Linked DNA regions of Homo sapiens: region 1 is linked to region 2. A link is a contact called in ENCODE Hi-C data. All regions are on one chromosome and are shown on one strand. Each heading gives the region's core, a stretch centred on a gene start or an enhancer-like site at or near the end of the contact. The rest is flanking DNA. Distances are from core to core; before and after follow the strand shown. Region 1 holds the start of KDM5C (lysine demethylase 5C). Region 2 holds the start of USP11 (ubiquitin specific peptidase 11).

Region 1 (5,147 bases), core at 110-2,609, 6.0 Mb before region 2:
CAGGAAATGTTTGCAAAAAGTATTCATATTTTTCAGTCAATATATACTAAGGACATTTATTCATTTTTCTTTTGTTTACTCAACATTCATTTACTGCTTAACATGCCAAGTGCTAAGGATGTATAAGGCCACATGGTCCCTGCCCTTAAGGAATTCATAGTCTGATGGGGGAAAACAAAATTACTTAATCAGCATGTACGCAAGTACTCAAATATTTGCACAGTAGGTGTTCAAACTATATGCAGTAGGTCCACAGCTGATGAATGACACAGATGATCCTCCAATCAGTAGATGCCTGATGTATATGTACAAAGTACTGGTTTGATGATACTCATTCAAAGTACTGTAGTTGCAATGAACCTATTCAGAAACTGCTCAAGGAACATGCACACGATAGGACTAAATGTACATACAGTTGGTACCAAATGCACAGGGGCTATACACAATAAATACAATAAAAGTACACGGATGTTTGGTAAGTGCACTGTAGGCTCACAAATGGGCAAACAGGTGTTTTACACAGTTGACACTGGATAAATACGCCGTTGCTAAACATCCAATAGTTAAAGTATACATACACACAGGCTTATTTTGTAGGAGTATATGCCACAAATGTGTACATGGTAAAAGTGAATACAGAACAGTTGAAAGCGTTCATTAAAATGCTGACTCCCAGTGACTTTTGGGGGGTAAGAATCGAAACCCCATCTCTCTACCTGTAACCTTGGATGAAATAAAGATTTCCTTCCTTTACTTGGGACTCAGAATCCTAAAAATCCATAATCCCCGGGGAGTGAGCAGCTTCCTGCCTTCCTTATTTCAAAGCCCCAGAGGTGTCAGTGTCTAGAGCTGGAGCCTAGTACATCTCCCCCCATCCCGCGGGCCAGCATAAGGGGTCCTTTGCAATCAGGCTCCCAGAGCCGCCTTCCGCGGCCCATACCGTTAAGACCAGGGAGAAGGGACAGAGAACACTGGTGCGGGGCTAGCGACCTGGTTGAGGTCTGCGGGGGAGTGCCGGTTTGACTCCACCACCCACGGACACCAGCTCCTCTTCCGGTCTCCATAACGCGCATGCGCATCACTGGCCTTTAAACGTGCACCGCCGGTCCATCCGGAAAGACGATCCGGCAAACTAATTACAATCTTGTTCCTCCGCCGTTGCAATGAACTATTTTCTCTCAGTCCGGGGTGGTACTTTTGAGTAACCCCTTCCAAATAGAAACCCATACCAGCCTATTTAGCTCGGTCTCCACTATATGAAGGTTTCCTAGGGCTTGGTGTGACGCAACGTATACGAGGCTCGGAAGGACACCCCGCGGAAGGATCCGGTTTGTTGTGGTGTGGGGAGGGGAGACGCTGACAAACCAAGATGGCGGCGGCGGCGCTGAAGGCCGCGGCGTTTGGGAGGTAACTGTGGTGGCGAAGGCTGCGGTAGTGGGGAGGCAACCACACAGTTTGGAAGAAACGGAGCGGGACGAAGAGGCGGTAGCAGTAGAGTCAGCCTGAGACTCTCAGAGCACGACGGCCACACGCCCCCTTAGGCCCTCGGCGGGCGGCGGCTGCCCCGCTTAGGGCCTAGCCTCCGAGCATTGCCTCGGCTTCAAACAGCGGCGGCGCCATGAGTCCTTAAGGGCGGTCCAAGCCTCCCGATCCCTGGCCCAGACCTCGGGCCCACCATGGAGCCGGGGTCCGACGATTTCCTACCGCCACCGGAGTGCCCGGTGTTCGAGCCTAGCTGGGCCGAGTTCCGAGACCCTCTTGGCTACATCGCGAAAATCAGGCCCATCGCAGAGAAATCGGGCATTTGCAAGATCCGCCCACCCGCGGTAAGCCCCGGGGCCGGTTTTCGCCGGCGGCGAGACGGAATGAAGCAGTAGGATAGCCAGCGGCGAAGTCTGGGGCGGAGGGCAGCTCGAGGTGGGGAGAGGGGGTGGCTGGGACCGTTGTGGTTGCGGCGCGGATCGGAAAAAGGGTGTTGGGCCAGGGGTCCTCTCGTGGTGTGAGGCCCACAGGTGACCTGGAGTCAGAGATCCACCCCCACCCCGGCCCTTCAGAATCACTCCGGGTTTAAGACAGGGATTCCTAGTGGGCCGGAGGGAGTTCACAGAGAGGCACCCCGCACATCTCTTAGCCCGGGCCACCTAGGTCGAGGCTGTAAAAATAAGACGTTTCTCCAATCTGTTGTCATCACTTCCTTTAAGGCAGGCAGCATAGTATAGTATTAATAGAAAGATCGCAGTCCTGAAGGGAGACAGACTTGAGTTCAAAACTCCACTTTGAAGCTGAGCAGCTGTGTGACCTTGGGAAAGTAGAAGTAATCTCTCTGAGCCCGTGAAATGGATCCCAGAAATGGTTATTTAGAGGATTGAATTAAACTAGGTAGCGTCTGTATGTAGTACGCACTAGATAAGTGGTAATTATTGTGACTGTGAGGGTGTTTGATGTGGTCATTGGTTTATTCCTATGTAGGTTGACTCATATTTACTCATACCTTGCCAGGCCAATTCATCTATGATAATATCCTGGCCTGCTGGACCAGTCAGGAAATCAGTCTCACAGGGATTGCTCTGTCTCCCTTGAGGTGGGTTCAGGGAATTGTCCTCTTCTTTTCCTCGTTGAAGGCAATGTCAAGGCCTTTTCTGCACATCATCCCGCAGACTTGACTTCCTATGGAGATGTTTGGACCGGTCAGCTTGGTGGTGGGGTGTGAGTCCTTCTCAGAAGATTTCTACTCTCCTCTGGTCCAGGATGTAGGAGATCCCAGAGGATAGGGCACTCTTGGGCCCGCAGAACAGAATGGAGCCATGGAATTCTGTCCCTTTTGGAACATGATTGCCAGGGGTCAGCAACAAAGGCCATAGCTTTCCTCCTAGGCCTGGCTTCAGGCTAGAAGTCTCCCAAGGGCTAGGGCAAGCTGCTGCCTTGCTGATATGGTGGAAAAGTGATGATAATGTTCAGTGATCAGTTGGGATTCCAAGGGCAGAAATTGAGCTTTGCTGGAAAAGGGTGTTTTTGAGTGGGTGTCTCCTGGCTGAAATGGAATAGGAAGCTTCATTCCCACCTGAGGAGGGCACCACAGGCCTCCTTATCCAACTTGGTGCTTTCTGGTGCTCAGCCACAGATCTAGGATGGTTTCAGATAGATCCTCTAGGAGGTGTTGGGTAAGCGAATTTCTTCCTTCTTGGAGTCTGGCCACAGATTTCTGAGGTATCCTTGTCCATGGTGAGGGAGTGGCAGTGGGTAGAGGGTCAGGAAGGCTAGTGGAAGGGAGAGGCAGGAGTCCTGGGCAGCCTCAAGGAGGCACTCCCTGAAGTGGTTGGGCAAGCCTGTGGGAAAAAGAGGCATAGCTGACGTAGGGGGTAGTTGAGGCCTGAATTCCTTTTTTCTATCTTGGACTGACTTAGGCAGGCTGGCCTTGTGTAGGTGTTGTTACCCTGCTTTGGGGCATCAGGAAGGGGAAGAGTGACATGTCCCAGGTGTGCATGGCCAGCAGGAGGCCGTCCTTTTCACTGCTCAACAGTGTGCTTCTCTCTAATCCAGGATACCTGGCTCTCTGGTTTGGTTTTGTTTTTTCCTTCTCTATGGCAGCTCCTAGGCCACCTTTAGGCAGCTGGCCTTCTTCTGGTTGAAGTTTGAAGTACTCGCTCAAGTGATGCTTGGGCCCAGGGTGGGAACCTGTATATGGGTGGGTACCTGGGAATTGGAGGTTTGCTGGAGGAAGGATGGTTTGGGGCCTGAATTGCTGGGCAGGTGACTGCTACGCTTGGGAAAGATGGGTGGGAGGAGAGTGTGGGTACCCTGAGTAGACCCAGTGGAGTTTGGAAGGATCTTGCTTTCTTCATCAGGTAGCCAGCCTTTTTTTTATCACCACATCCCAGTAATACCAACATACATTTGGCATACAGTAGTCTGGAGATGAAGGCAGGCGGTTTGCAGGGCCTTCCCAGGTATCTGTTGCATCCATGGCTCCTGCCGTAGCATTCCAGGGCTGCCATTTCCTGTCAGGTGCTTGATGTTGCACTGATTGTCTAGAACTTGATTCAGCAGGAAAGAAGGGTGCCCGGAGTTTTGGGTTTGAGCACCTTTTTAGCTGGGTTACCTGTGCTGAGGGGAGTGCCCTATCCTGATGAGAGGCAAGAGGGCATGGGGAGCTTGTCTGGATTTGAGCCATACCATTTTGGCCTGCCTGTTTTTTTTTTTTTTTGTCCCTGCTTACTGAGCCCCAGATGTTTGCCACCTGCTTTGGCTGGTAGGGGCAGGGGAGTGTGGTCTGTGTATGCATGCAAAATATGAGTCCTCTAGCCCATTTTCTAAAAGTGTGTGTGCAGAAGAGGTCAACAGTTTTTCTTCTCTTTCACTGTCTCTCCCCCCCGCCCACGTGTATGCATGTATGTATGAACATTGATGTCTGGTGTAGTGCAAAGGCCTTGGATCAGAGGTCAGAAGACGTGGGTTCTTGGCCCCACCACTAACTCAGCATGTAATTTTGGAAATTTCACTTTTTTTCTCTGAGCCTCACTTTCCCCATTTATAAAATGAGAACATTGGTTTAGGTTACTTTAGGTTGATTTCACCACCCCAGCAGGAGCCAGGGCTCTGGGAAGGAGAGGTCTGCATAGGAGGTTGGAAAGGGGTGTTGGAGAGGGGGTTCTTCACAGCTGACCTTTGGGCAGGACACAGCAAGCTCCAACTTGGCAGAGCAGAGTGTCTCCCACTTTCATGATCTTTCCCTGACTTCCCTCCCCAAATCCTCCCATTCTTTGCCACCACAGTCAGGCATCCCAGCACTTACCCCCACCCCCTGGGGCTTCCTCCCCTGCCTCTTCCTGTACCAGGCAGGTGTATGAGAGAGGATCTACAGGAAGCCTTCCAGACTGGGTGAGTGATACACATACTTGCTCCCTGTTCCTTGCTCTTCCCTGCAGTGTCTATCTCAGGCCCTTTAAACTGAGAGAACAAACATTAAAGGCCCAAACCTTTACGTCCTGCCACAATCGGACCTGAGCTACCCTGCATGTGTATTGTGAGGTGTGGTCAGCCTTAGATGTCAGGTCATAACGGTGACTCCTTTGAATAACATTTTCATTTGAAAACTAGTTTTAATTTTCCATATTGGTCTGGCAAGGAAGCCAGGGCTAGAGTTCATA
Region 2 (4,806 bases), core at 1,633-4,132:
TTACAAAACACTGTGGTTATTTTGTTTATTCTCAGGATGAAATGAGGCTTTTTCTTGCTGGAAAAGTGTGACGTAATGGCAGAAAAACACGGCTTGGGTTTGTATTCCCGATTTGGAAAATCTCAACTCATCTCCCCAGTAACAGAGATACACATTTCACTGGTGTGGTTATTAAAGAACTCTGTAGTGAGTAAACCTCACTCGAAAAAGCCCTAAGGTTAGATGTGTTTGAGGAACAGCAAGAGTCCAATATGGCCGGCCTGGATGGAGACAGGGAGGGAGTGCGTAATCAGAGGAGAGATATGGGAAGACATCAGAATGCAAGCAGGAGACCAGCTTCATAAAGGCTTGCAATTCATTGTAAGGATTTTAGCATCTACGCTGCAAGAGATGGGAAGCTGTTAAGAGTATTTTGAGGAATGGCTGGACATGATACATGTTTTAAAAATAATTACTGCATATGTAAAGAGGAAAATGGTACCTTTACAGTTGAGAAAGCTGGCCAACACTACCATAACCAAGTGATCAAGGTTAACATCACCAATGATGCCATGTGGATACCATGTATTACCCGATGCGAAGATAAGGGCTCACAGTATGCATCCAGTAGAATTTTATATATATGTATTCCATATATGTATAAAGTGAAAGCTTAGACAATACATACCGCTTAGGGATGCATACAGCTGTGGTAAAACATTAAAGAAAAGGAAGAGACTGTTAACTCAAAATTCAGGATAACAGTTTCCCATGGAGCAAGGAGGGGAATTTCCATCTGGGAGGGGCACAGAAGGATTTCTTAAGACAGTGTTCTGAATCTTAACATGGATGGTGAATTCACACGTTTTTATTTATTATTTAATTTTTAAACTTTGAAATAGATTGAGAAAAATGGCAAAAATAATACAGAGAATCCCCATATGTCCTTCATCCAGATTCTCCAAATCTAATATTTTACTCATTTGCTCAATCGTTGTTTCTTTACATGCATTTTTTGGTATTTTTATTTATTTTAAAATGGACAAAAATTGCATATATTTAGAGTGTACAGCATGAAGTTTTGACTTATGTATACATTGTGGAATGACTAAGTCAAGGCAATTAACACATCCATTACGTCACATACTTATTTTTTGGGGGGTGGTAGAACATGTAAAATCTTCTCTCAGTAATTTTCAAGTATACAATGAATTTATTAACTATAGTTGTACAATAGATCTGAACTTATTTTTCTTGTCTAACTGAAATGTTGTATCCTTTGACCAACATCTCCCCAATTTTATTTCCCCTCGCCATATATAAATTTATATATGCTAATTTTTCAGGCATTTGAGAATAAACTGCTTACACGATGCGTTCTTATCCCTAAATTTTTCAGTATTTCCTATAAACAAGGATATTATTTTTCACAGCCACAATGATCACAATTATTAGTAGTACTAGTATCTACCCACTTTAATAAAATTTCACCGACGTTTCCATTGCCTTTTACAGTAAAAGAGACAAAAATAATCTTATGATAAAAAATTGATTTTTAAAATAATTTTTTTTTCTGTTCCAGGATCCAATCGAGGATCACATGTTGCATTTAGTTATCATGACTCGTTAAATTGCATTAATTCCTTCAATTTGGAACAGTTCTTCAGCCTTTGTCTTTCATGATCCTGACATTTTTGAAGAGTGTAGGCCGTTTATTTTAACAGGATGTCCGTCAATCTGGGCTGCGTAAATGTTTTATATAATCTTTTTAAGTCTTACGTATTTCACAATTAAAAAACGAGATGCAACTCGGCGAGAAATAAAATGAACTCAGAAGCAGTAAATTTCAAGAAGGACTGTTTAGCAAGAAATCAGTAAAACAAGCCGATTTATCAAAATTCTATTTTTTAAAAAAACGACTTTTTCTTGATTCTAAAAACAAAACAGTACCAACACAGAAAACCAATTAAACATGGAAGGCCCCTCCGGTGCTAATCACCTGCACGTTCTCTCGACTCGGGAAGGCTTCCGCCAGAATCAAAAACCACGGCGCGTCATAAACTTTGCTTATTCGCAGGCGCCATTTTCTGCCTCATAGGCACCACCTCCCCTCCACTGTCGTCCCTCGGCCTCAGAGCACGCCCCTCAGCTCACGTCACCAACCTAACCTCGTTCCCAGGCTCCAGGCTCCTCCCCCCTCCCCCACGGAGGTCCCCGCTCCCTCCCTCGGACCGTTCGGCTCCATCCCGCTCTTCTGCTGACGTCACAAAGCTCGCCTCGTTCCCAGCCGCCCCGGAGCAATCGGAAACCGCTCCTCGCCCCCAAAAGTTGCATTACGCAGCGCAGGCCGCGCCCCCGCCTTATGTAGCAGAACCCACCTTCTTCCCAGGTTCCTACGCAGTTTCACTACGCAGGCCCGGCCCCACCTCCAGGACCGAAACTGGTCTCATCACAACAAACCCCATTTTGTTCTCAGGCGTCAGACTGCACCACACAGGCCCCGCCCCTTTTCCAGACGTTGCGATTCATTCAAAGGCACTTCCCCGCCCCTTTAGCCCGCTGTCCCGCCGGCCACTCCCCCGCCCCCGCACCCCGCAGCAGCTTTCCCGCGGCCCTCGGCCGCCGAATCCCCAGCGGTTGTCAATGCCCCCACCGTTCCCTCTGCCGAGGCTCCACCGCAGCCCAGCCTCACCAGCTTTCGCCGGCCCGCAGTGGACGTTCTCGCCCACTCTCGCCGTTTTCTATCTGGCGCCACTGGCTGTCCAGGCCTGGCAGCTCCTCGTGCTGTGGCTCTCTATCCTCAGTCACCGCCGCTGCCGCCGCCACAGCCGCCGCAGCAGCAGCTGGATTTGCTGCGACCGTCGCCATCGCCGTCCGTTCTCTTCTACAGCCAACGCAGCTGTGCGAGATTGGAAGACGCCCCTCAACAGCCACTTCCGGATTCTGGTCCCGGAAACGGAAGCAGAGCCCCCCAAACAGTCGCGGGGCTACTGCCATATTGGAAATGGCCCCGTGCACAGACGCGTCGAAGGGCTAGGTGGGGTAAAATCTTCAGTGGGAACCAAGAAAGACAAAAGTGCCTTGTGGGGTCCTAACGCCCTGTAGACTTAGGGCACAGGTGGCATGGAAAGTGGAGGCTGAGGTTCCCGAGGTGGGCTAGGACTCCTACCCTGGGAGCAGTGTTTTTGTTAGCCTGATCAGAATGCCCTTCATTGTACCATCAAAACCCAATGCAAAAGAGGTTTCCACCTCCAGAGACCCACCGAGGCCTGCGGGCTGTTGTTTCTCTTCCTGAACTAGATTTATTCACTAGACAAGGTGTTGAAGACAAGTTAGCCCCAGGCCCTATGTTTGTTGGAGTCATAGCAATCATAACTAAACTAGCTGTCCGCCCAGTTTAAGTGCTTTATTGGACTAAAATAGTAGCCTCAGGCAGCAGGTACTGTCCTTGTCACCCATGGGTAACAATGGGGACGCTGAGTACCAGAAACGTCCCTCAGCTAATTAGTGGTGGAGCTGCAGTTTAGACTTGAGAAATCTGGTTTCAGAGCTGTGACCTTAAACACCAGGCCAAACATTCTCCAACCGTGTGGTCCCAGTGGTCCCAGCCTGTCTACCGGTCCAAAAATCCTCTTGGGGTTTCACAAAATGAAAACTATTTTCACAATACTTTTTCACTCTCATTCTCTCAGGGGTGTACAGTGTGATTATCCAGAGGCTTCTGAATCCAGAGGCTATATGACATAAGCAAAAACTCTTTTGAATATCTTAAACTTTTAAGAACATAAAGGAATCCCGAGACCCAAAGTTTGAGAACCCTTGGACTAGGCCAGGGTCTCTCAACCTCAGCACTGTCATTTCTTTGTTGTGGGCATTGCAGGATATGTAGCAGCATCCCTGGCCTCTACCTACTAGATACCAAGTAGTACCCCTCAGGACAACCAAGTATCTCCAGACATTACCAAATGTCCTTTGGGGGAAAAATGTCTCTGGTTGAGAACCACTGCTCTAGGCTATGCTATTCTTTCCTCTGCTGGGGCTGCCAGCCCCGTTGATGATGACTTTAATTTCGAACCTCCCTTCCCCCTCACAATTTCATAATTTACCTATTTTCAGTTAATCTCTGCGGGGCAGGGATTGTGTCTTTATTACTGTGATTCCAGCCCCCAGCCCAGACCTGGCATAGATGAGGGGTCACAAACTCAGTTGTGTAAGCTCTGGGTGAGGAAAGGGAGCAGGCCTTTCACTTAAGGGTCCCCAAAGAAAGTGGCATTTGAGTTGAGTCAGACACATGGCAGATAGCTGCTCTTCAAGCCCAGTTGAATCTTGTCAGATTCTCTGAATTGATTCTCCCCATTGCCCCTCTGCAGACTCCCCCTCCCCATTTATCTGGGCAGCCAGGTAAATCCAAGAGACCTCCTTTCCCAGCCCTAGACCGTTTTTTTTTTTCCACCTTCCAGAGGCCAACCTCTGCCCACACCAGTGACCCTACCACTTCCCAGAGCAGTTGGGTGAGTTCTAGACCTTTTAAATCCAGCCTGGCAATCCTGTCCCCCTTTGCAAGGCCCTCCTTTTCCCATCCTCCCTTGCTGCCAGAAGTGGCCATGTCATCTGATTCTAGCCAAGAAATGGCACAGGAAGTCTGCTGAGGAGCTTGTGGAAGTTCCAGCCGTTAAAAGAACACAGACAGGTAAGGAAGGTGTTCTGTCTTCCCTGCTTGCTTTTCCATCTCTGGGGACATGGCAGTCATCATGGCACCATGAGGCTGCAAGCTGAAACATCACTAAAGTGCTTAGAAAGACACGGTAGAGGCTGGGCTTGGTGGCT

Evidence for each region. A loop is a pair of places that touch in the nucleus more often than their neighbours do. Pooled maps may share reads with other maps.
Region 1: a pooled map shows a loop between it and region 2 (17-fold over the local background). The contact joins the promoter of KDM5C here to the promoter of USP11 in region 2. A Hi-C loop is called at or near these places in 4 of 50 pooled maps.

Annotation. Positions count from the first base shown.
Region 1 is chrX:53,221,419-53,226,565 of GRCh38, reverse strand. KDM5C (lysine demethylase 5C) reads left to right here and starts at 1,359. Exons shown (of 26, transcript NM_004187.5): 1 at 1,359-1,826. The coding sequence starts at 1,677. It also overlaps a transcript of IQSEC2 not described here. RefSeq lists enhancers at 1,038-1,087, 965-1,259, 1,098-1,477, 1,718-1,817.
Region 2 is chrX:47,231,085-47,235,890 of GRCh38, reverse strand. USP11 (ubiquitin specific peptidase 11) reads right to left here and starts at 2,882. Exons shown (of 21, transcript NM_001371072.1): 1 at 2,672-2,882. The coding sequence starts at 2,847. RefSeq lists enhancers at 1,944-2,527, 2,953-3,002 and a cis regulatory region at 2,005-3,227.